Regions from separate parts of the Mus musculus genome. Here regions 1 and 3 are each linked to region 2. The links are chromatin loops, found by intact Hi-C in ENCODE. Cell type or tissue: heart. All regions are shown on one strand. Links, peaks and the distances in the headings refer to the core of each region. The heading gives the core; the rest is flanking DNA. Region 1 has its middle 56 kb from the start of Adamts1. Region 2 has its middle 17 kb from the start of Gm41484. Region 3 has its middle 45 kb from the start of Adamts1.

Evidence for each region. Hi-C counts contacts between places; a loop is a spot of excess contacts. Peaks named below come from ENCODE experiments on the same cell type or tissue, not always from the same donor. Only the 100,000 strongest peaks of a DNase experiment are listed, where the experiment ranks them.
Region 1: a loop joins it to region 2, with 8 times the contacts of the local background. A loop is called at or near these places in 2 of 42 quality-filtered maps.
Region 3: a loop joins it to region 2, with 2.6 times the contacts of the local background. A loop is called at or near these places in 2 of 42 quality-filtered maps.

What each region holds. Positions count from the first base shown.
Region 1 is chr16:85,743,317-85,751,319 of GRCm38, reverse strand. No RefSeq gene overlaps it. Among named protein-coding and RNA genes, the nearest start is that of Adamts1, 56 kb to the left of the region's middle. In heart, for the core only: no CTCF peak of the experiment used is centred there; DNase peaks (open chromatin) are centred at 1,789 and 3,139; H3K27ac peaks cover 1,401 bases.
Region 2 is chr16:87,259,826-87,267,828 of GRCm38, reverse strand. No RefSeq gene overlaps it. Among named protein-coding and RNA genes, the nearest start is that of Gm41484, 17 kb to the right of the region's middle. In heart, for the core only: no CTCF peak of the experiment used is centred there; DNase peaks (open chromatin) are centred at 4,078 and 6,138; H3K4me3 peaks cover 276 bases; H3K27ac peaks cover 3,677 bases.
Region 3 is chr16:85,753,629-85,761,631 of GRCm38, reverse strand. No RefSeq gene overlaps it. Among named protein-coding and RNA genes, the nearest start is that of Adamts1, 45 kb to the left of the region's middle. In heart, for the core only: no CTCF peak of the experiment used is centred there; a DNase peak (open chromatin) is centred at 5,291; H3K4me3 peaks cover 330 bases; H3K27ac peaks cover 1,896 bases.

The sequences.
Region 1 (8,003 bases), core at 823-5,822, 1.5 Mb after region 2:
ATACATACACATAATTACACACACATATATATAAACACATACACAAACACATACACACATATCTATATACATACACACACATGCATACACACATGCACACACGCACATACATATACCCACATACATATGCACTCATACACACATACAAGCACATACATATATGCACACACACATACACACAACCATACATATACATATATACACACATACCTATGCATACATAACAAACATATACACACATATATGTACACACATATGTAGAATACACATATGTATATGAACACATACACAAACACATACACATATATACACATACACACATACATGTACACACATATCACACATACATGCACTCATACATGCACTCATATACACATACACACACATATACATACACATAGATACACACATCCATACATATACATACACACATATATACACACATACATATACATAGATACAAATATACCACATATACACATATACATACACACAGCACACACACACACACACCTGTGCATGTATGAAAGGCAGAAAAGAAGCAGGAGCTCATGGAGAAGTCAGACCCTTTAATAATAATCTCTCAAACACAAACAACCCCACTTTTGTTAATCTCTTCTAAGGATATTTCCTCATAACCTAAATAGTCCTGTAATTCTCTGAGGACGTGCAACATTTTCACAATAGGAACCAAGGTTGAACATGAATATTGGTGAAAACAAACTACATTCCAAACACAGAATTGTTCATCTGACTGAAGAACAATAAAACTGAATTTACTAAAGCATTTACACCCAGTGTCTAGTTTAAATTCTCCAAAACGAACAGGGAAAGAAGAAAAGAATGAGGCTTGCAGAACAAATATCCTAAAAGCTGCCTGTTTTGGGGTGGGGCTTAGAGGTGGGGCATTCCATCTTCTCATTAGAAGGACTGGGAGCTTGCAGTAAGCGTCACTTTGGTCTACTTATTCCTTGTTAGGAACACATAGCTAAGACTGTATGCCGACTTCTCTCAAGCAAAGGCAACACTGATGTGTTTCAACAAACAAGGTTGAAATCCGGCAAAAATTACAGCAAGGCTCTCCGTATGCTCAGTACGACGTCTGGAGTAAGGTGGCACAGGCTGTAAAATGCTGTAAAAAGGCCAGGGGAAGGAAAAGATGAAGTGGCAAAGTGACATGACAAGGAGAGCAGAGCAACCAACTGCGAAGGGACCCTGTCAGGTGAGCACACAGCTACCTTCCAGGAGACCAAGGGTGCAGCTACAAAATCTCTCCCTTTTCTTTCTTTTCTTTTTCTTTCTGTTTTTTTTGTTTTTGTTTTGTTTTGTTTTTGTTTATTTTCTGCAACAGGGTTTCTCTGTGTAGTCCTGACTGTCCTGGAACTCTCTCTCTCTCTCTCTCTCTCTCTCTCTCTCTCTCTCTCTCTCTGTGTAGACAGGCCTGCTTCGAACTCACAGAGATCCTCCTGCCTCTGTCTTCCCCAGAGCTGGGATTAAAGGCCTGCGACACCACAATTACCATGCTCCTTTTCAGCTGTCAGATTATTACAGGCTGCCCTCCCCACTGAGCTCTTCTTTGTGAATCTCTGCTTCCGGAAACCCCAAATCCTAATTAACAGTCTGAAGCAGAACAATAGGGAAGATAAAGAGAAGAGGGCCAGACTTCCATCTTAGAAGACTTGGAACGACCGACCGGGCTCTGGCGCTGGCTCAGTGGGTAAAGTGTTTGTTGCTTAAGCATGAGGCCTGAGTTTTCTTCACCAGCATCCAAAAATAACTGGAGAGGCATGTGTTTAGACCCAGCACTGGGGGGTGGAGCCAGGCTGATCCCAGGGACTCCCTGGCTAGCCAGTCTAATAAAAACAATAAGGGTTGGTGAAGAGACACTGCCTCAGAGTATAAGCTAGAGAAGTGATGAGGGGAATATCTAACGTCAACCTCTGGTCACCAGTATGGGAGAGTGCATCTCATACATACATGAATATGTGGCCCCAGGGCAGGGCAGAGGGAGAGGGAAGCAGAGGAGAGGAAGAGAAGGAAAGAAAATGTGAATCAACTGTCTTGTTTCTAGAGAAAGGCACAATCTTGTCTTCTAGAGAAAGACAAGTAAGTCAACAATGGTGCTGAGGACAGCTTGAAAGTAGGAGAGAAAGATCAGAAAATTTAGATTAACTGAAGGCACGGGTTTCTCAGAGGGAACTGGAGGGCTCTTGGTTCGATCGCTTAGCACTTACTGACTCAGGCATCAATCCCTAGGACATTTTTTTTTTTGCCATATCCAGGGATCCATCCCATAATCAGCTTCCAAATGCTGACACCATTGCATACACTAGCAAGATTTTGCTGAAAGGACCCTGATATAGCTATCTCTTGTGAGACTATGCCGGGGCCTAGCAAACACAGAAGTAGATGCTCACAGTCAGCTAATGGATGGGTCACACGGCCCCCAATGGAGGAGCTAGAGAAAGCACCCAAGGAACTAAAGTGAACTGCAACCCTATAGGTGGAACAACAATATGAACTAACCAGTACCCCAGAGCTTTTGTCTCTAGCTGCATATGTATCAAAAGATGGCCTAGTCGGCCATCACTGCAAAGAGAGGCCCATTGGACTTGCGAACTTTATATGCCCCAGTACAGGGGAACGCCAGGGCCAAAAAGGGGGAGTGGGTGGGTGGGGGAGTGGGGGGGTGGGTATGGGGGACTTTTGGGATAGCATTGGAAATGTAAATGAGAAAAATACCTAATTTAAAAAAAAGAATGAAAAGCTAATGGCATTAGTAATAATAAAATTAAAAAGAGAAGATTAAAACTCATTGTGCAGACTTTCTGTGATTTAAAATAATTTTTATAAATTCTCTATCAATATCTTCATCTGTTTTGTAGACCAGGCAGGCTTTAAGTACTTTGTCTTTTCTGATAACCTAAAACAAGGCAGAAGTTTCCTCTCTTTCCTCTCACATCCCTCCCTCTTTTCTCCTTTCCTGCAGTTCAATGTGAAGTACTTTATTTAAACAAACCCAAGCCAAGTTCTGCTGTCAGAGATTTCCATGCCAAGTCCTACCCAGGACACTCAGGCTCCGTTCCAAGTACTCCGATGTGATGTCTGTGGCAGTTGTGCGTAAGAAAGGGAGGGTGGGGGCCAACCCTGAGGCTGTCTGTAACAGTAACTGATGGAGAGCATTTGGCCCGAGCTGAGTGCACCTCCTTTCAGCAGAGTCATTTGTTGATAATGTCCTTCGCCAATCTGACGGCTCACATTGAGACAACTCGAGTAAGGAACAATTGTATAAATCACAGGGGCCAAATACAAATGTGAAACAAAGCATAAATAAACATAACTGTGCAGACTGCAAACGTCCGCAGGCTAGGTCACAGGACACTTGAGAACACAGCCAGCAAGACACGAACGCGAGCATGTGCTACGATAGACGAAGATGTTTAAAGAAAGTAGAAAAGAGGGTCAGGAGAGATGGCTCAGCTGTTAAGATTCTGCGATGCTCTTGTCGAGGGTCTGAGTTCAGTTCCCAGAAACCATGTCAAACAGCTCCCAACAGGCTATAAGTTCAATTCAAAACAGAGCTCATGTTTCTGGACTCTGAAAGCAGCCTGCTCCTGTGCACATGCCCATACTCACATAGGCACACTTAACAAATAAAATTGTAATTTGCCTCTGAGGGCACCCATATTCCTGTGCACAGACACAGGCACACATACAGTACACACACAATTAATGTATAACATTAATATTTTAAAGGAAAATCAAGTGTTCCATACATGTATGTAATGAATTTTGTGATTTTTTTCCCACCTCCATTTTGCCTCTGTCTTCCCAACTCCTCCCACTTGAATGTCTTATTCCTGTGTTATACACTGGCTTTCCTTAGAGTTTCTCCTCTGAGCTTGGGTGTGATACCATTTACTGGGGTAAAGCTAATTTAACAGTGGCTACACTATTGAAGAAAATGCCACACTCTTTTCCAAAAGGGTGTAGCTGCCAATAGCCCCCCAGACAGAAAAGGACTCATGGTTCTCCCTTATCCACAGTGTGATATTGGTAGAGAGAATCATGTGCAGAGACAAGCACACTTGCCTTGAGTTTTAAGTGCAATGGCTGTTATGTCCATAACATATTGTTTTTGCTGCTCAGTTCCTCATTTTCTGGTTCTAGTACCCCCTTCTGAGATGTCCCCTGAACATTAGCGGGATAACACTGATGTCCTGTTTAGGACCAGGCATCTCTCTGTACTTATTCCCAGCATTTCAGCCAGGTGTGGGATTGTATTATCCACGCCACACAGCATTAAGAAGCTTCCCAAGTGAATGGTAGGAACAGTACAAGTCTACCTGTACATTCGCAAGTACTTATACAGAGTTTGCCAATATGGACGTTTAGAAAAACAATAGGAGTCTTCTGAGAATAAGTTTAAAGTTATAGAGAAGTCCCAAGAGGCCTGCGCATGGTTCAAGCTGATAACAATATAAATAATACATTAGCCACACATTGATATGATTAGAAAGATCAATAACTATGAGGACCAGGGGAAAAAAAAAACATTGTTTCATTACTTCACCTATGGAAATAATCTAAAGATGTTCATTGGTGGGAAACAAGACCTACAAAACCTTTGTTTCTGGGGGCTGGGAGTGTGGCTTGATAGAGGGAGTGCTTGCTGTGCAACCGTGAGTATCCAAGCTCAATTCCCAGACCAATGAAAACAGTTAAGTATAGTCACGTGGGTCTGAAACCCCAGTACTGTGTCAGAGCGGAGACATGAGGATTGCTGGATTTGATGACTAATAGCCTTACTCAAGAGTCAGTGAAAGTATCTGTTTCCAGGACATAAGGCAAGATATCTGATGTCCTCCTCTGGCTTCTGCATGCTCACAGGGGTGCTTACACCCTACCCACAAGTGTGTATCTATCACACCACAAACACACACACACACACACACACACACCACACATTTCTGGAATATTACCTATTAACAGACACCTTTATGTAAAATCACTTATTGTGTACAATAGTGTACATAAAGTAGCTGCGAAATCAAAACGCAGAAAGCTATGACAGCCTATCGAGCAGAGAGACTGAAGTCTAATTCTGTAACCATCAGAGCTGTTATCTCCTCAGGACAGAATCCCATTGCTTCTATGTTTGTCCTATGATAACAAGCACATCTCTGTGTATATTGTTCCACTTGTGGCAGCCAATAGAATAGCTTATTATAGCCCTTAACATTCACCTCAGTATTTTTAGACTAAACTAAACAAGAACTCAGACCTCAAAGAGAAATTGTTTCTGTGAAACAATAGATCAGCTGCCTGTGTCTTGTGTTAGTTACATCAATAAAGATAACAATAATATGGTTAATACTTTATACTCAACAAAGGCTATTGTTGGGTTCTTAAAAATAGTAAATGTTTACAATGACTTAGACTATATTAACATTATAATTCGGGCTTTAAAAAATAAAATGTTAGACAAATATTATTAAATTAAAATTTACTTTCAAAGCTAGGTGTTATGTTTCTATTCATACTTTCTTACTACTTATCATTAATTTCACTCTTCAATATATAACACATTCATCTAAGTTATGTCTTTTGCTTTTTCTCTTTTTATTTATTATAAAATATAAATACTCAGTAAAGAATTTCACATAGAGTAGAATGGCTGCCGTTATGTGCTTGAGATTTCTTGTTTAGAAGTCACTAGGCACACATAGGCTGCCCCAAATGGCAAAATCAAAGTAGAGAAATTAAGTTCAATGCCAAGGAAAAGCCTCATTGCTGTTTGAAGCAGTGAGGGTCTACAATATTCATCTTCTAGAATATTTTTCTAATATCTCAGTCAATCATTGGTCAAATGCTACAACCTCAACGAGCATTCTAGGTCAAGTACTTACCTAGGATTTCATCATTTATGAACTGTTTTGCATTCTTCACTATACTCTGTTAGGACTTATTTCTCAAATATACTTCCGTATGTATTTCCTGTTCTGATTGGTCATCCTGATGAAAATTGTGTGGAATTCCTGTTTTAACCACTTTTAAGTACTAAATCACTTCACTGAGTTTCTTATTGATGCCTTTAATTTTCATCAGACCTCATTATGTAAATTTAAATCTATTAAAATGATTCTAAAAGAAAAAGACAAGACAATATACCTCTAAGAAACATACCATTAATCCAATAACAATGGTAATAATAATAACCCCCAACAAGCTAAGACATACATTTTGCGTTACCTGGATTTTACCAGTTTAAGAAAAGAAATGTCTAGAAGATGTTTACATTAATTTACTTAAAAATGATCCTTCTAACATCAGTATTTTTGACTTTACAACCCTTCATTCATTATGTAAAATATCCACTACATGTAAATATTGTACATTTTAATAACTTAAACAGCAGCATGTTCAAAAGGCAAATCACTGATCTATCTTGAGTCTGCATCTAACTTCAGGACAGAAAAATTATATATACAAGAGAAATTATATATATAAATGTATAAAATTCTTCAGCAATTTTAGAGAAAACTAAAAATGAACATATTTTTTGATTAAAAAAATATGCAGTGTAGCTTGGTTCAGTCCCCTCTCTCAGCTTGCCCCAGATTCCACTCCCCTGTCCTATTCACCCACTTTATATTCATTCTTGCTCTAAAAAATAAAACTGGAGTATAAAAAGCACACAAATAAAGAAAACAAAACATAAAAAAAAAATTGAGTACACTTTGTGTTGTCTAGCCTTGGAGAGGAGTTGGTTGCCCTGTGCTGCTCCATTGAAGAAGACTGATGTTCTCTTTCTCCCAGCACATATCATTTGCAAAATATTTCTTGATTAGGGAATAAAACGTTATATTCACTTTTCCTTCTGCATTCTAGGATTTTTGTCTGTTTTGAACCTGTATAGGTCTTGTGCATCGAGTGGCAGTCTCTGTGAGTTCATATATGTATGAATTTGTTGGGAAAAGACTGTTTCATTGAAGTTGCCCAGTGTTTCCATCTTCTCTTCCCTGTAGATCCATGAACTGATTACCATATCCAGCAAAACTATCACTTACCATCAAAGAAGGAATTGTATAATAAAAACAAATTTAAGAAATGTTTATACCAATCCAGTTCTGCAGAAGACACTAGAAGAAGAAAAAAATCACTCTGAAGAGGCTAACTGCATCCAAGAGGAATAAATAACACCAAGGCATTTTATACCAAAAGAAAGGGGGAAAACCCACAAAAATCACAGAAAGTAATAAGTAATGCTCATTGATAACTTATTGATAACATTAATATTTTTATTTCCTTCAATTAAAAGATATAGACTAATAGATTGGATTTAGAAAGAGGATCCATCTTTCTGCTGTATTCAAAGGAACACATTCACAAAGACTGACATTACTTTAGGGTAAAAGGATAAAAAAATAGATCCCAAGCAAATTGACCCTAGAAGCAAATCATTTCTATATCTGGTAAAATAGTCTTGAGACCAAAATAAATCAGAAAAGATAGTGAAGAAACTACATACTCATTAAAGAAAAATAAATCCACCAAGAGGTTATTGTAATTCTAAATATTTATATAGCAAACACAAGGACATCCAAGCTTGTAAAAGAAACACTTAAGTACCTAAGTTCATATATTGACCTTCACCCAGTAATATTAGATGACTTCAGTACAATGCTTTCACTATGTTTAGATTTTAAATCAATATTATATTCTATTTTTAAAAGTGTGCTATTAATCAATACTAATGTGCATTTATAATTCACAAACCCTGAGTATAATTGTAGGAATTATAAAAGTACCAACAAATATGTAAAATAATTATTAAATATAGAATGATAATTTGTAAATAAAAAGAAAGAAGTGTAAAATAATTTTAGTCTAACTTCTTTCAAATTTTCATTTCATTTCCTAAAAGTAGAGCTCATAGAGCCTGAACTTCATCTACTTTTAAGCTTGATAAATAAATTCTACGTAGTAGAGAGATGGATTGG
Region 2 (8,003 bases), core at 1,775-6,774:
CCAAACTGTGGGTCTTAGCATGTGGAATGTCTGGGCTTGGCAGTTCTGTTGAAGGACCTTCTCTATTGCAGAATGCTGAAAAGCATCTCTGCTTCTCCCCAGTAGAAGGCAGTAGACGCCTCCAGTTGTAAACCTATCTCCAGATACCGTCAAGTATCTCTTAGAGGAAAAGTTGCCCTTGGTTGAGAATATCTGCTTTAGATTAACAGGACAATATCAGATACTGTACTGCAATCATGTCGTCTCTCCTGAAATCATAAAACTCCAGAGATTCTGAGTCTCAGTATTTCACTATGGTGCTTAGCTGCCATGCTGCCTGTTTGCAGAGCATTGTGATGGTAGACATAGCAGTGAGCTGCATCTGGAATTCAAACCTGGATGCCACTTACAGGCTGTGTGGTACTCGAGTCTCGATATCTATACCTGTAAAGTGGAATAATAGCGCTATTTGCGAGGAGTTACCGACATGGCTCCTGAAGTAGGTCCACAATGTCTGGTATGTAGTAAGTGCTCTATAAATCGTAGACAGTTGGGGCTGGGTTTTTGGTTTGTTTGTCTTATTTCTCCATCCTGAGTCATGGTTCGAGTAAGTGAAGGGAGATTTGTTGGGTGGAGAGGCAGATCTACGTACCATTAACAACAGGCTTCCTAAGGGTTTAGTCTTGCTTCTGGAAAGGTTTCAGTGTCTTCAGATACTCAATTAACTCTAAGACTGAAAACATGTAGAATGGAATAAATTGAAAATACAAGGGCAAGAGGAATACAGGGGTTTAAAGGGTCTAAATGACTTGGGCGGTGAGATAATAGGAAAAAGCCTACCAGAGAGATATTTTCACTACTGACCATGAGCATAGTGGACTGTGAGTGAGTCCAGATGTGCGGGGGGTGGGGTGGGGGTGGGGAGGAAGGAGCTCAGTCCTCACCTGAGGTTTCCTGTATCACAAAGCTCTGTTCTAGGGATATAAATACAAACCACCCCCATAAGGACAAATTCAATGAGAGACATGCTTACTATGGCTTTAGAAATGGCATTGCAATGTGCTCAGGGTGCTTGGGGTATGACTCTGAAAAATACAAATCTAATAATAAAGCAACCCGTTAGCCCAAAAGCAGAGATTGTGACATTTATAAGCAACTCACTAAGTGAAACCATTGGTCAAGGGAAGCTTGTTTAGAAATAACTGTAAATAGAAGATCATAAGAGTTAGAAAGCTTTAAATTTTCATTCCTGGAACCAGGCAGCTAGTGCTTGAGCAAAATAACTTTAGTACATGCAAGGGCATTTCCACTTAGGATAAGAAAGCCTTTAGTTCATATGTTTTGTAGAGAAGAATTTTGAATTCATTGGATTCCTGTTTCAGTTATTATAAACAAGTAGGAGACAAGAGGATCTCTTCCAATGGGAAATACTCAAATTTGAAGGGATTAAAATGTCTGTAATGAACTTGTATAATCATTACAGGAAATCACAGCCTCACTTTCTTATGTTAGAAAATGTCCTCCTGCCATTGAAAATATAGTAGTGTCTCAGGATGAATGTCTTGGGACACTTGTAAGGTGCAAAACTTCCTGCTTTATTCTGCTTTGTTGAAGGTTTAGTAGGACCCCTGACCATCATATGGAGGAAAGAACAAAGTGCTGTGCTGTGAACTGAAGGATGAGCGCCAAACCGTGTGCCAGCTTACTGACAGAGTTGCACAAAACATTTACAACTGGACAAGTGCTTAAAATCACCCAAGGACAATGTCGGAAGCTACAAGAAAGAGACAGTCTTGTTTTGGAACTTACTGTTCCCAGCAGGCTTCAGATAACTAATGTCTGGAGGCATCTTGTGTCTATTATTGAGATAGCCAGAATCCTTTCTAGTATATAAAATGCAGCTGGACCTGTGTCTGTCTATTAGGGCTTCTATAACAAAAATATGGCACACAAAGTGATTTAAACACTACTTTTTTTTCTTTTTTTGTCACTGTGCAGAGTCTGGAAGTTTCTCTCTTTGGCATGCAGGCTACCACTGCTGCTTTGCCCTTACAGAGCTTTTTCTTTGTGCATGTTCAAGTTCTTCCTATTTGTCCAACACAATTGTTGTTCTTTCACTTATGACCTTGTTTGCTAATTACCTTCTTAAATACCCATACCCAAATAAAGTCAGTGTCAGCAGACAAATTCTAGGAAGGCTGCACAACAATGGCCTTCCTCCATTGAGATGCTGGTGGGGCCTTGGGGCCTGTGAGATAGTTCATAGGCTGAGCTCCAGCTGAGCCAGAGGAGAAGCTACATCCTCCTCCTGCACCCTGTCCAGACAGGCTGACCATGGGAAGAAGGGTTTAAAGTTCCAGGTAAGTTTCAACTAAGTTTTGTGCCATTTAGTAGATAGAATCAATATGGGAAATATCAAACTCATGGAATTTAAGATTTTATCAATTTATATATTCAGCAAAAATTGTTTTTATAAAGTAAAAACAAAGCAAGTAAGCAGACAAACAAAACTAACCAACCAACCAGTCAACTAACCGACCAACCAACGAACTAACCACCTAACCAATTAACTAACTAATCAATCAATCAATCAATCAATCAATCAATCAATCAAGCAACCAACCATCCATCCAACCACAACCAACCAACCAACCAACCAACCAATTAACCAACTAACCAAGCAAGCAACCAATTAACCAACCAACCAACCACCAACCAACCTTGGAGTTGGAGAGATGTTTTGTTGTTGAGAGCACTGGCTGCTCTTTCAGAAGACCTGGATTTCAGTGTGTAAGAATGCTCATTCTTTCTCGGACTACCCATGCCTGCCTTCTCCGTAACATGGCAGAGCGTAACGGCTCCAGTTAAGAGTGCGAAATACAAAGTCTAAAAACTTCCCTTTCTAGTCCCTTACTAGAAGGAGTTTATAAAAACATTTGTGGAAGCTGGGTATTTGTGATACACCCTTTTAATCCCGGTACTAAGGAGGCAGAGGCAGGAAGATCTCTTTTGAGTTCCAGGCCAGGGCTACGGAGTTATAGCTTGTCTCATGACAGAACAGGACAAGATAGAACAGAACAGGCTTGCAGATTTGAGAAACTGGTGCTTGTACTGGCTGGTTTTATGTGTCAATTTGACACAGGCTGGAGTTGTCACCGAGAAAGGAGCTTCAGCTGGGGAAATGCCTCCATGAGATCTAGTTGTGGGGCATTTTCTCAATTAGTGATCAAGGGGGGGGGCCCTTTGTGGGTGGTACCATCCCTGGACTGGTAGTCTTAGTTCTATAAAAAAGCAAGCTGAGCAAGCTAGGGCAGGCAAGCCAGTAAGTAATATCCCTCCATGGCTTCTGCATCAGCTCCTGCTTTCTGACCTGCTTGAGTTCCAGTCCTGCATCCTTTGGTGATCAATAGCAATGTGAAAAGTGTAAGCTGAATAAACCCTTTCCTCCCCAACTGCTTCTTGGTCATGATGTTTGTGCAGGAATAGAAACCCTGACTAAGACAGTACTAACCTTGACTTTTGTCCCTTCCTTGATTCTAGCAAGACAGTATGAAGCTTAAATGAAGCTTCAACCATCTCCAAAAATATCTTTTCATGTGCAAGGATTTTCTTTCTGTCAGCGCTCTCATCCAGAAAATGGGGACCTGCTCTTGCAGTCTGTTATCTGTGCTCTCTTAACTGCCATGTTTTGAACTCTATATTTTGTGTGGTAATTTGTACAATAAGAAAATAAATCCATAAACAAAGCTGTCCCATGTGATCCCAGATCATAGTGATATCTGTTCATTCCACGTGAAGCAGCAGATCTCCCCAAAGAACCAGCCAATTAATTTGTGATGGCCAGTACGTGAAAATGCTGGGCTACAAACAGACAGAGAGGTGGAAAGACAGACAGACAAAGATATAAAGGAACAAATAAACACTGTCAAGCTCTTCCATACAGACAGCAGTAGCAGAGCTTAAGCCGAGCACAAGATCCATCCTATCACAGGGGCCTGGCTGCATGCCAGGAAACTGTCCTGAATCCTAGGACCTTGGAATTCAGAGGGACATCAGAGGACACCTCCTCGCTGACGTGCCAATTTCATTTTGGGATTCAATTGTGCTGGCTCTCAGCTGCCTAGAGGAACAAGAGCCCTGCATGGTCTGGCAGCCTCTGAGGGGCCCCACTAGGAGTTCCTGCTTCCCCTCTTGGACGTAGCTACTGGCTTGTGTGCTTTCTGGATCTAAATGTGTAACATTTCTGGACTCACAAGCCTCTCAGGTCTTGCCCACTGGCCAGCTCTTTCCCTAATACCTGGAACCTATTTTTAGGTGACCTACAGTGGAGAGATTTGACATGTAATTTTCATGCCTGAGGGTTGAATTTGACAGGGAACGTTACAAAGAATTGAATGCAATGCAACTCACACATTAGTGAGCGCACACTGATTTTTCTTTTCTTGACTGCCTACTAAGACTTTCTATTTTAAGTCGTTCTTCATCTTCTTCTTCTTTTTTTTCAGTGCCATTTTCTAAAAGTTTTCCCCAACTTCACTGGTCTTGTTTGCCAGTGCTGTGCCCTTCACTGCCTACGGATTTCCTCTCTGTCACCTGCTGCCAGCCTGCTTGGTTCTCTGTGACGAGTGAGGGAGCGTGCTTGCCAGCTTCCTCTCTGTCTTTTCCAGGTTGCTTTATACAATGACTCCTTTACTGTAACTACGTTCCCTTCCTAGTGTCTGGACTGTGAATATATGGATCGGATCAGGTTGTCCGACCCAAACTGATTATGGAGTACAACTCATTCTTGATCCTGCCTTATGCCTCTCCTCTTCTCAAGTTTCCTTTACTTTCCTTCCATCACCCTCCCTCCCCATCTGCAGTATATTGCAAAAGTGCCCAGAATATGCAGCCATAAAGTCTAAATATCTCATATCCTTCGGCTTTTCCCCCTTAGGACAAAAGTACATACGTAGGACCACAGATTTATTCTTCCATTTTCTTAAAACTGACTCTCTCTCTCTCTCTCTCTCCACACACACACACACACACACACACACACACACACACACACACACACACACACACACACACGATAAGTGACATCTAGCCCACCACTCAGGTCCTTTGAAGAGCTGAGTGAAATGATGCATAAAGCACTTTGCAGTGGAGTGGCAAGGGAGAGACTCCAGCATGAGCTAGAGAATATACATAAAGGAATTTCTGCCTCAGGCCTGGAATGGGTGACCTGTGCGGAGAGCATTTTCAGTGCATGAAATAAAATAGAAAGAACAAAATTTTACAAATCTGTGTGAAGTGAAAGTGGACGAGAGAGGCAGAGATGTTTGCATAGGAAGGTGCAAAGACTGGAAGTTAAGACATTAAGTGGATTAGCGACTATCTGGAGCTCTTGTGTATTTGTAGGCGCACCTTGGTTGGGGTATGAGGTGGCCACTGGGTGGGCAGGCATGGGGGTGTATGCTTGAGTGACTCATGTTCTGGAACAGTAACTAGGTATGTCTGCAGGCCCTGGTCAAGGGGCAAAAGCCCAGAACTTCTCTTTTTTCTTTTCTTTCTTCCTTCTTAATTCTACATAGATTTCTATTCTTGGTTTTAGTGCACAGAATAATAAATTTATTATGACATATATACTCTACTCATTCTCCCCACCCCCGTTGCCCTCTATTGTCTCTCCTTCCCAGATCCTCCCGTGTGTGTCTATCTCAATGTCTTGATTGTTTTGGAGACCACTCGTGAACATCATACTAATGGCTGGAGATTCCCTAACTCTAGCTGCTACAACTGGGGTTCAGCTAAGCTTCTTATGTATAGCATATGTTCCACAATAATTTGTGGAATAAAATTACATTCAATACGTGTTTAAACATGAGAGAAAATTACTTTATATGGCTTATAAATAAGCAAAAGGTCCTGACAAAAAAGTCTATGGAGATAAAAATAGTCCAGCGACCAGAACTGAGGGTAAAGGGTTACTTCTTGCACAATGTAGTTGTGTCATTTGGAATTTTTGGAAAGCATCTCAGACTTTCCACTTCCTGAAGATCTTGCTGTTCTAGCATTTTCTCCACATGGTAAAAGGCATCAGAATAGACTTTGATAAAACAGAGTATTTTTAGGCATCGGAATCAGCGAGACTCTGCCAAATTCCTGGCCTTTGGTATGTGCTGCTGAGCAACGTCAGATGCTTACACGGACACATGCTGACATTTACAAGGCAGGAGGCAGGCACTGCCAAGTTCAGAAGCATCGCCTTTTTCATCAGGTCCCTGTAACTTCCTCAAGTGCGTCTATGCATTTATTGTTGGCTACTGGAGAAGGGACAAGCAGTAATTGAATTCTGATAGAACTCTACTGCAAATGTATTCAAGGGTCTTAGAAAATCTAGAGGAGGCCTACTGCTTTCTTTCTATAAATGTGACCTTTTGCCTAAATCAATACAAATGAAAAGAAAGCATCATTTTATGTTTTGCATTACATAAAAAAAGAAAACTGCCAGTGATATCTGGAACTTCGCTAACTTTTTAAGTGGAGGACCTCCACAAAAGGACAATATTAGAAAACTGAGGAAGTTGGTGGGTGTCTGTTTCGGTCTGTCTCTTTCTAGACAAATAAACTAAATAGGTAGAAAAAATCCATAAAATCCATGTGTGGAATAAATTCTGTTTGCAAAAGACTGCTCATGATGGTTCATTTTGATTGTTAACAAGACTGGGTCAGGAGAACTCGGGATGTTTTTGGGGTTCACCTTTGGTTTTTTCCCATACAGATGTTTCCAGGGCAGGTTAACTGAAAGGGAGAGACCCATCCTATGTGCGGACAGCACCGTCCTATGGGCTGGCACTGGGAGTAAGAGTGGACAGGGATCAAAGCTGGCTCACCAGCACTCTTCCTCTCTGTTTTTTGGTCACCCAAGTTAGAAGCCAGCAGCCTCATGCTTCTGCTGTGACAACTAAACTTGCTCTCCTGGGCATGTCTTTCCCACCAGGAGGAACTACACTTTTAAACTGTAGCTGAAATAAAATCCTTTCTCCTTTAAGTTGCTTTCTGTCAGGTGTTTGATCTTCATAGCAAGTAAAGTAATGGCCTCAGCGCTGCTCTGCTAAAGGCGATTCTCATTTCAGTATGTGGATGAGCTCTGTGAGCTCTGTGAGGCACTGCCACAGGGACAGTTACTGCTGGAAATGCTCACCGCCCGTCTTAAAGAGTATGTGGAATTATGTGTGTGTATGCACACACACACACACACACACACACACACCTATGCACATGAAATGATGTCCCCCTCCCCCAAGCATGTGGAAACTAGTCTCTACTCCATACATCGAGAGAGACAAAGTCTCTTGCTGACTTGGAGTTTCAGTTAGTTTGGCTAAGCAGCTTGCTCTGTGGAGTGTGGCTGGGATTCCAGATGGGCTGCCATCCTTATCTAGCTTTTATATGGGTTCTGGGAAGCGAAAGTTCTACTCCCATGTCCTTTACCAGATAAGCCATCTCCCTTATCCATTCAAGGCTAATTTAGTATTTATGAGTTAATGAACGGTGTGATTATTATTTTTTCTTTATGGTCCACGTTACTGCAAATTGCACTCTTTCTCCAATAGTATTGAGAGTGTTATTCTTTCTACTTCCAATGAGACCATGGGACTTGGGGACAAAATGGTGCAGATGCTGGAATGTCTGCTCTGGCCAATGGCCAGCACTAAGGACTCTGGAAAAACTGAGGGGCTTTCTATCTCAGGATGAACCACCATTAAGTTGTGAAATCACTGCTGTGAATGGTGCATACATGGTAGAGACACCAACCATGAGTGGAGACGGGGACCTCACATTACACAGGACTCAGCTGTTCATGCCTACCCTGAGTCTGCAGACTTCTGCCACATCTTGCCATATACACTAATGGGCTATTGCTGGCTATACACTTTGCATTGTAATGACACCTCCTTCCATATCATAGCGTTTGTTGAGCTGACCTTACTGTTCTTCTCTACCTCAGGTGAGGATTTGCGTAGTGACTTTCTGCT
Region 3 (8,003 bases), core at 2,258-7,257, 1.5 Mb after region 2:
AATGATAGTGCAGGATGCAGCTCCATCTTTCTCTTCCATGATTTCCTACCCTGTAAATTTATAGTTTTCTACAAATGGATTCCATGCAACCCCTTCAAGTCGGAGGCACAAAAGCCAAGCTTTAACAGCAATGAATGGCTACTGAATTCTCCCTGTCTTCATCACTCAGTCTGCAACTGCCAGCCAAGCAAAATAAAATGGACTTTAAGTCATAAAACTAATAGATGACAACACAGTTTCTGCTCGTGTCATATGCAGGAAACGGGGGTGGCTGGGGGTTTGGCACATAGGAAGGGATATTGTAAGTAACAGAATAAAGCCTGAGGTTGGGAGGGAAGGACAGAAACACCACGGGAAGAATATGAAAAAAATACATACCACTCTCATCAACAAGCTCTGCTCACACCCATGTGATTGTGTGTGAGTGTGTGGATTCGCATAGCTCCCTAAGGCACATCACCCACCTGTTACCCACAGGTCCTACTGTCCAGGAGCCTGGCAATCATCCCTTAGAGTCATTTAGGGTTCTGTTGTTTGGCAGTCTCTGGGAAAAACAGCTGTCTGGAATAGGGAGCAGAACTCTCAGCAGAGGACACCTGAAAGACTTGGAAATGACACCCTCGCATCTTCCTGCCATTAGTGTACTCAGAGGCAAGGAAGGACGAGTGAGATCTGGAGAGTTGGGACTGGATGCATTCCTAAGTGGGAGTTGAGAACAAGCCACCCACAGCTGGTCTTAACCTACAGGAATCAAGTGTACTCTCTTGAAAAAGGGGGAAAAGATGTTTCTTAATGTGCAGTTTCTAAAAGACTGTAACAGAAAGCAACCCTTCTTTATTTCATCCATGTGGACATTTTTATTTTGTTTTTATCCCCTCAGTTGATTTCGTTTTACTTTACTTTGGGAAAGAGAGGTCTTTGCCTTAAACACAGTCCTTCTCCCATGTTGCTCTGCATACTTTCATTTCACACATGAATTAGAGTGCACAAATGCCTACCAGTTACTGGTGGACTGGGACTATCCAGAGAACCATTTTTTAGGGGTTCAACAAAGGAAAGGAGCACCCAGAAATAACCTTCAAGCTCAGCCATTATTTGACAATCAGTTCTTCTGTGTCCCATACTCACGCTTAAGAAAAGGTTCGTGTGCTTATTAACAGCAGCAGGGAAGAGATGTGAACGGAAGAGACTTCAGGGAAGTAGGAGACTGGATGGAGCCTTGGAAAATCAGCAATAAGCCCAAAACACCACCAGTGTTATTTCCTCAAAAGAATAAGCTGCTGCATCAGTTGGCTTTTCCCATGGTGTAGACCATAAGCAGAGAGTTATAATAACCTCCAAAGGTAGAGGCAGGTAGAACCTTCAAAGGCCTGCTCCTAGTGCCCTGGATCTAACAGCTACACTCCACTTCCCAAAGCTTTCAAAACCCCTCTCAGAACAAGGCCTCAATCTGTTTGCCAGATATTCCAACACAGGACCTCTGGGAGCATTTCAGATGCAAATTATAACACATTCCAAAATGCAGTGCTCTAAAATTGACTGTTTCTCCCTTGTGGGTTACTGACCCCTTTGTGTATTTGGTGGGGGAAAAAAAAACTGGAGAAAATTGTCCCTCACAGCTTAGTATGAAGTGGGAAGAAATTCCAGACTACTGGAACCACCACAGAAAGCTTATTCTAAGAACTCTTCTACAGAAAAACTTCATGAGACCTCTTCTAGCATGTTTAAAATATGTAATTTGTTTGAAAGGGGATGACGTCATAGTTCCTAACTCAGAGTTCCTTATATGGAGTGGCTTTTCCATGGTAAGTACCTGGTATATGTTTCTTGACTGGTTAAAACAATAACAACAACAACAAACAACAACAACAAAAGGTTTTTGGTTTGCAAAAAACATATAAATGTATATCATATAATTATATACATTCCAGACCAAGAGTGGTTGAGATTAATTTAGGAGACTTTTGAGAGCAAGAGACACACATATCTCCAGAAGCCTGCAGCTCCAGGAAAGCACAACATGTTCATTGTAAGACCTGACCCATCAGAATATAGTAGGAATCCAGAAACGGGAGGACGGAAATATAGGATGTTGTTCCTGCGAGAAGGACATATTCATGTTTTTTCTCAGATTTTTAATCATCAATGCCTGTCTCTGTGCTAAGCAGAAAACTAGGCTCCCTTGTAAAGATGTTAACGTTCCAAACGTGGAAGATGTGACTTTGTTACATAATCAGGAAAAATCACTTTGCAGATGCGATTAAGGTCACAGCCCTTGAGATTACTGGGATAACCCCGGTGGGCCTGATGAAATGACATAAATTCTTAAAAAGCAGAGGCAGCTTTTTCTACCAGCTGTGTCAGATAAAAGATGTGTGACACTGGGCGAGCGGTCAAAGAAACGTCTCACCTTTGGCTCTCTCAAGATGGAGGTCAGGCTGGAAAGCAGGAATGCGAGCAGGCTCTAGAGAACAAGGAGCTGAAGGATATATGTACGTCAGTGCTTTCAGGGCATGGGAGCATGCCTTGGACACCTTAGATTTTTCTACATGTCAGACCTGACCTACAGGAAGAGAATTAATTTGTGTGGATCCAAGCAGCTGCATTTATAGTCACTTTCTATAGGTGTAATCAGATAGACAATACGCATCCAACAAATGGTGTCCCTACTTCCTAACCATGAGCACTGGCTGAAGCCTTTCACAGGAAATTCTTACAGAAGATGCTAATCTTCTCAGTGTTTAGCTGAAAGGAAGTGGGAGTGACCCAAGGTTGATTAAGTTGGATTTCAAGCCCTTAGGTAGGGAACACTACAGGAAAATGACCATTGTAGGGGTCAGAGAGCTCACAGATCCCTAAAAGGTAGACAGGCTAGAATCATTGAAACATTATTCTAAAGTGTGTGTGTGTGTGTGTGTGTGTGTGTGTGTGTGTGCGCTCGCGCACATAGTGATATCTTTGTGCCTCTGTGTGAATTTGTGTGTTCACCTGCATAGCTGTATAATATCTGGGGTGAGTCAGTGTCTTCTGAGGGCCAAAGTTAAACCAAACTATTCCCGACACTTGAGAGAACACTTTAACGGTGTCTGTGTTATAATTATTATTTTTTTAAAATAGAATTTTGTTTCCCTGCTATTACGTTTTCCAGATGATGAAGGTGGCACTCATAGACCGCAATCAATGGGCAACAATGATGGTCTTGATAGTGTGGGGGTTGTTGGTGAGGGTGGGGGAATAGGAAAATAGGATGGTGGATTGGTATGTCCAGAATATACTATATACAGGTATGAAAGTGTCAAAGAGTGGAATTGTTTTTAAAATATACTGAACATCTTTGAACCCTTATCAGGGAAGCTTCTTGTAGTAGTTGAGAATTAGCAGAGGTCCTGAGTCAAGATGCAGAACATGAAAGGTTTCAGTGCAAGTGTACATGCCTATCACACCAATCCCAGAGAGGCACAGGGACCATTGGGGACGAGAAGGTGAAAAGATTATAGGAGCCAAAGGTGGAAAGTGACTTCAACAAAACACAACAGGGCATTTGCACATATGATCTCACAGCGTTTATGATGGCAAGCACACAAATTGTCCAAGCTCAAGCCAGACAAGGTTCTACAGTGAATGGAAGAAATGGTGCCAAATCCCACCCCTAGCCTAGGAGCTATTGGTGTGGATAACTGGTGGGGGAGGGAGAGTCGGTTTTCGTGAATGGCATGACCCGGGTAGGTTGAGTACATTCCAGAGCAGGCCCTAGTCTCAGGAGTAGTTGTACAACAAACTGAAGATGAAGTGGGTAGGGGAGAAGAGAAAACTGAGACTTGGTGAGGGGAGAGAAGAGTTGAGAAGGGTGGAGATGGGAGGAGTTGGCTCTGTGCATATGTTCAAACTCACCGGATACATTTTCTCAGTGAATTAATAGAAACATTGTTTTAAAAACAATGAAAGAATAATTAAAAGGAAGAAAGAAAACCACTGTGATTCTGGGCTTCTAAGGTATTTCCCTTCCTACACTCTCCAAAAATACATTCATTCTAATATTATATTACTCGGCAAAGTCAGAAAGACATACTTCACCATATTTGCTAGCCTGCCTTCTTTCCCTCATTCCTTTCTTCCTTCTTTCGTTCCTTGTTTTTTCTTTCCTTCATTCCTTCTTTCCTTCCTTTCTTCCTCCCTTCTTTCCTTCCATTTTTCTTCTTTCCTTTCTTCTTTATTCATTCCTTCCTTGTGCTCCTTTTAATGCAGCCCTTTCTTCACCTGCTGTGTAATTTCAAATTTCTAGCCCTAGCAAAGAGATGGTGGGCATACTAATAAACAAATGAAAACCATTTAGGGCAGTGGTTCTCAAACTGTGGGCCACAACGGTTTCAGCAAACCTTTATCTCTAAAAATATTCACATGACGATTCATAACAATAGCAAAGTTGCAGTTATGAAAATGGAAAAAATAGTTTTATGGTTTGGGGTCACTGCAATGAGGATCCAAGTAATGTAAATATTAAAGGGTCAGCATTAGAAAGGTTGGGAACTACTGCCTTAGGGTATACTTGTGACTGCTTCCTTCTAGGCCTGTCATCGTCCTACGAAAGAATCATGCCAACGAAGGGACATCTTATTAGCTGGGATAGAGAGAAGCCATGTTTTGAGAGTATTCACATCCATGAAAGCTTTGAATGAATGTCAGCGGAAAGGGAACATTTGCAAGTAATATGATTTCCTACCTGTGCAAACTCAACAAAATATATCTGACAGTTTCCTAAAGATACTCCGAGACAAATGAAAATATATGCCAGGCTTGTTTATACAGAAGATGTCAAAATGCTCACAGCTCCTGACACACGTGATGGTAAAACAGATGATGACGCTAAGGAGAACGCAAAGTGACTGCTGAGGCTGAGGGAGCAGTGACCTTGAGTGTATTCTTTCCATATGATTTATCAGAGGGAACGGAAACGGCAGATGGCTTTGCTCAAAAATCACTGAAATGCTGTGAGTTTCTAAGATTTGGGAACTGATTTGATAAGCAGTCCCTGGCAGCACTAAGTCCCACGTCTTGAACGCGCTGTCATCTCATGGGAGTTTCTGCTGGTCACCCTTGGATTTTTGTTTTCTTTTCCAAGTTTCCCAAAGAAAATAAAACTGACAGTCTCAAGACTGGTAATCTGAGTCAAAGGGGGCCTCGATCCAATGGTTTTGCTGTGTTCTCGCAAACAACCAGAGTCATCACAGGCTTGTCTCCTACGTAAATAAGGTCTGCTGGGCGAGGGTTCCAGCATAACACGGGGTGAGTCACTGTTATTTATTTATGCTCTTTCTAGCTATCTCTAGAGAAAGAACTCTTTGGCAGGCTTCCCAGGACGTTTTCATAAGCTCTCTCCTCCACCCCCTTCCAGCCAGGCCCAGCCCTCACACTTCACAGCCCCTGCCTTTGGGCCTCTTCCTGCCTCTTCTCTAATACAATAGTAGCTACTAGGTCACAGGAACATCACCATCTCTTTGTCTCTGTGGCCTGGGCTTTTTACAGAAGTTGCTTTTAGTGTTCAGTCTTTTCTAGTCACTTGTCAGATGCTGTTTTTCATTTTTTTTTTTTTAAAGACAACTGTTGTCTTGAGGAATTTTCATTTGCAGATTCCCAACATAAGGCCACTGGGGTTCTTCTGGGGATGCTGGAAAAAGTATTGGAAGGGACTTCTCAACCTGGGACCCCTCGGGATGGGTTCCATAATACAAATGGAGAATTGTGTCCTTAGAAAATGCTGCATTCAGGAGAAAGGCATTCATTTTCCTGAAACGCACTTTGAAACTATTTCTCAGGGAACTATGCAGATGGGAAAATAGCCCCATGCGGCTTTCTCTGAGGTGAATATATTTCAGCGAGAATCAAAGAGAGAAATGTCTAAATTATGCTCCTGACCTGTGCCCAGTTCCTTGTCCTGACTGCCTTAGCTACTTTCCTGGTGTGGTGACCATATACTTGACACAAGCAACTTTCGGAAGGAAGGGTTTGCTTGTCTTATGGTTTGAGAGTGTGTCCCACCCTGGCAGCAGAGTCATGATGGTGATGAACCAACGTTAGCACTCAGCTAGCATTCTTCTCTTTGCTCTGTCCAAGACCTCGGACTACTGACCAATGCTAACCAAGTACATAACTGATGTGAGTCTTCTCATTTGTATTAACCTAATCTAGATAACCTCTTATAGACACAACCAGAGGTAAGTCTCTTTGGTGACTCTAAATTTTGTGACGCTGACAAGTGATATTAACTGCCACGTGGCTCTTGCATGCTTAGGCACTCTGAAGGTGAGAACTAAGAGACAACCCTAGAGCCTATGCCAAGCTTCAACCCTCTTCTCTAGCAATGGATTTTGACAATGGAGAAGTCGTTTGTGCTCAAAAGCCTCTTTCCTGTACTTCCAGGAAACTTCATACCCATTTCCTCCTACCTGTTACTTCTCAGTCTATTTTTTTGTAACCTCTAAAAACTACATAGTTTCACTTCTATGTCCTCAGTAAGTCTATTGTGTGCCTCTGACTTTAAATGCCACCCGATGCTGCAGACATTAAAGTTTTTAATCACCATTTTAAAACTCTCTCCTGAATTCAGTGACCAACTAGATAGCCTCAGTCTAAAGTACTGAAGCACTGAAAACCAACATGTCCAAGATGAACTCCTCAGCTCCTTCCCAGAGCAACCAACCACTGCTTGCACTTAGATGGAGACTGGGATGGTGGAAGGGAAGTGGGAAGGACAGAATGTCCTCATCTAGAACTTGGGAGTTAACCCTTTCCCCAAGTCCCCAAGTCCCCAGCCCATGCTTCACTTCTCTTTCACAGTTCATATCTGATCTTCCATAAACCTTACAGCTTTTGCTTCAAGAACTTTTAATGCCAGTCCCTGGTACAACTTCCACAACTACCTTCAGGCTCTGAGCTCAAGACCTATTGGTCTTGTCTCTATTTCACATCTTAGTTGCAAATTCTTAACCAGAATGGTCCTGTTAAAATGCAAGTCCAATATTATTAGTGGTCGCATCAAGGCCGTTCTTTCAAAGCAGAAGAGAAAGCTTTATTTGATTTTTCTCTTGCTCCCAATTAACACCTTGATTTCATCTATTCACGCTTGCCCATTTTCACATTTCAGTTTTACTTGCTTTTGTGGTTGTCTTTCCTCATGTGCACACCTTCCTCACAGTCTCCGGCATCCTTTCGTCTGGACTACCTCTCCTCACAGTCTATATGTGAAGTTTCTCGGCTAACTCATCAAAATTGCAAATGCCCTCTTTGACATTCCCTTGCTTGTAATATTGTTTATTATATTTTTGTCTTCTTATATTGTTGTATTCTTCTCTTGAGCTCTTTGACATCTACTGCTTATGTGGTAGAGTTATCTCAAAACAAAAGACTCATTAAGAAATTCACTTTTTTACTCTTTCTTTTTTATTATTAAATATTTTCTTTATTTACATTTCAATTGTTATCCCCTTTCCTAGTTTCCTCTCCAAAATTCCCCTATCCCCTCCCCCTACTCACCAACCCACCCACTCCTGATTCCTTGGCATTGCCCTATAATGGGGCATATAATCTTTACAAGACCAAGGGCCTCCCCTCCCACTGATGACCGACTAGGCCATCCTCTGCTACATATGCAGCTAGAACCATGAGTCCCACCATGTGTTTTTTTCCTTGATTGGTGGTTTAGTTCCTGGGAGCTCTGGGGGTACTGGTTAGTTCATATTGTTTTTCCTCCTATGGGGCTACAAACCCATTCAGCTCCTTGGGTACTTTATCTAGCTCCTTCATTGGAAACCATGTGTTTCATCCAATGGATGGCTGAGAGCACCCACCTCTGTATTTGTCAGGCACTGGCAGAGCCTCTCAGGAGACAGCTTTATCAGGCTCCTGTCAGCAAGCTCTTTTTTGGCATCCACAATAGTGTCTGGGTTTGGTGGTTGTTTACGGGATGGATCCCCAGGTGGGGCAGTCTCTGGATGCTCGTTCCTTCA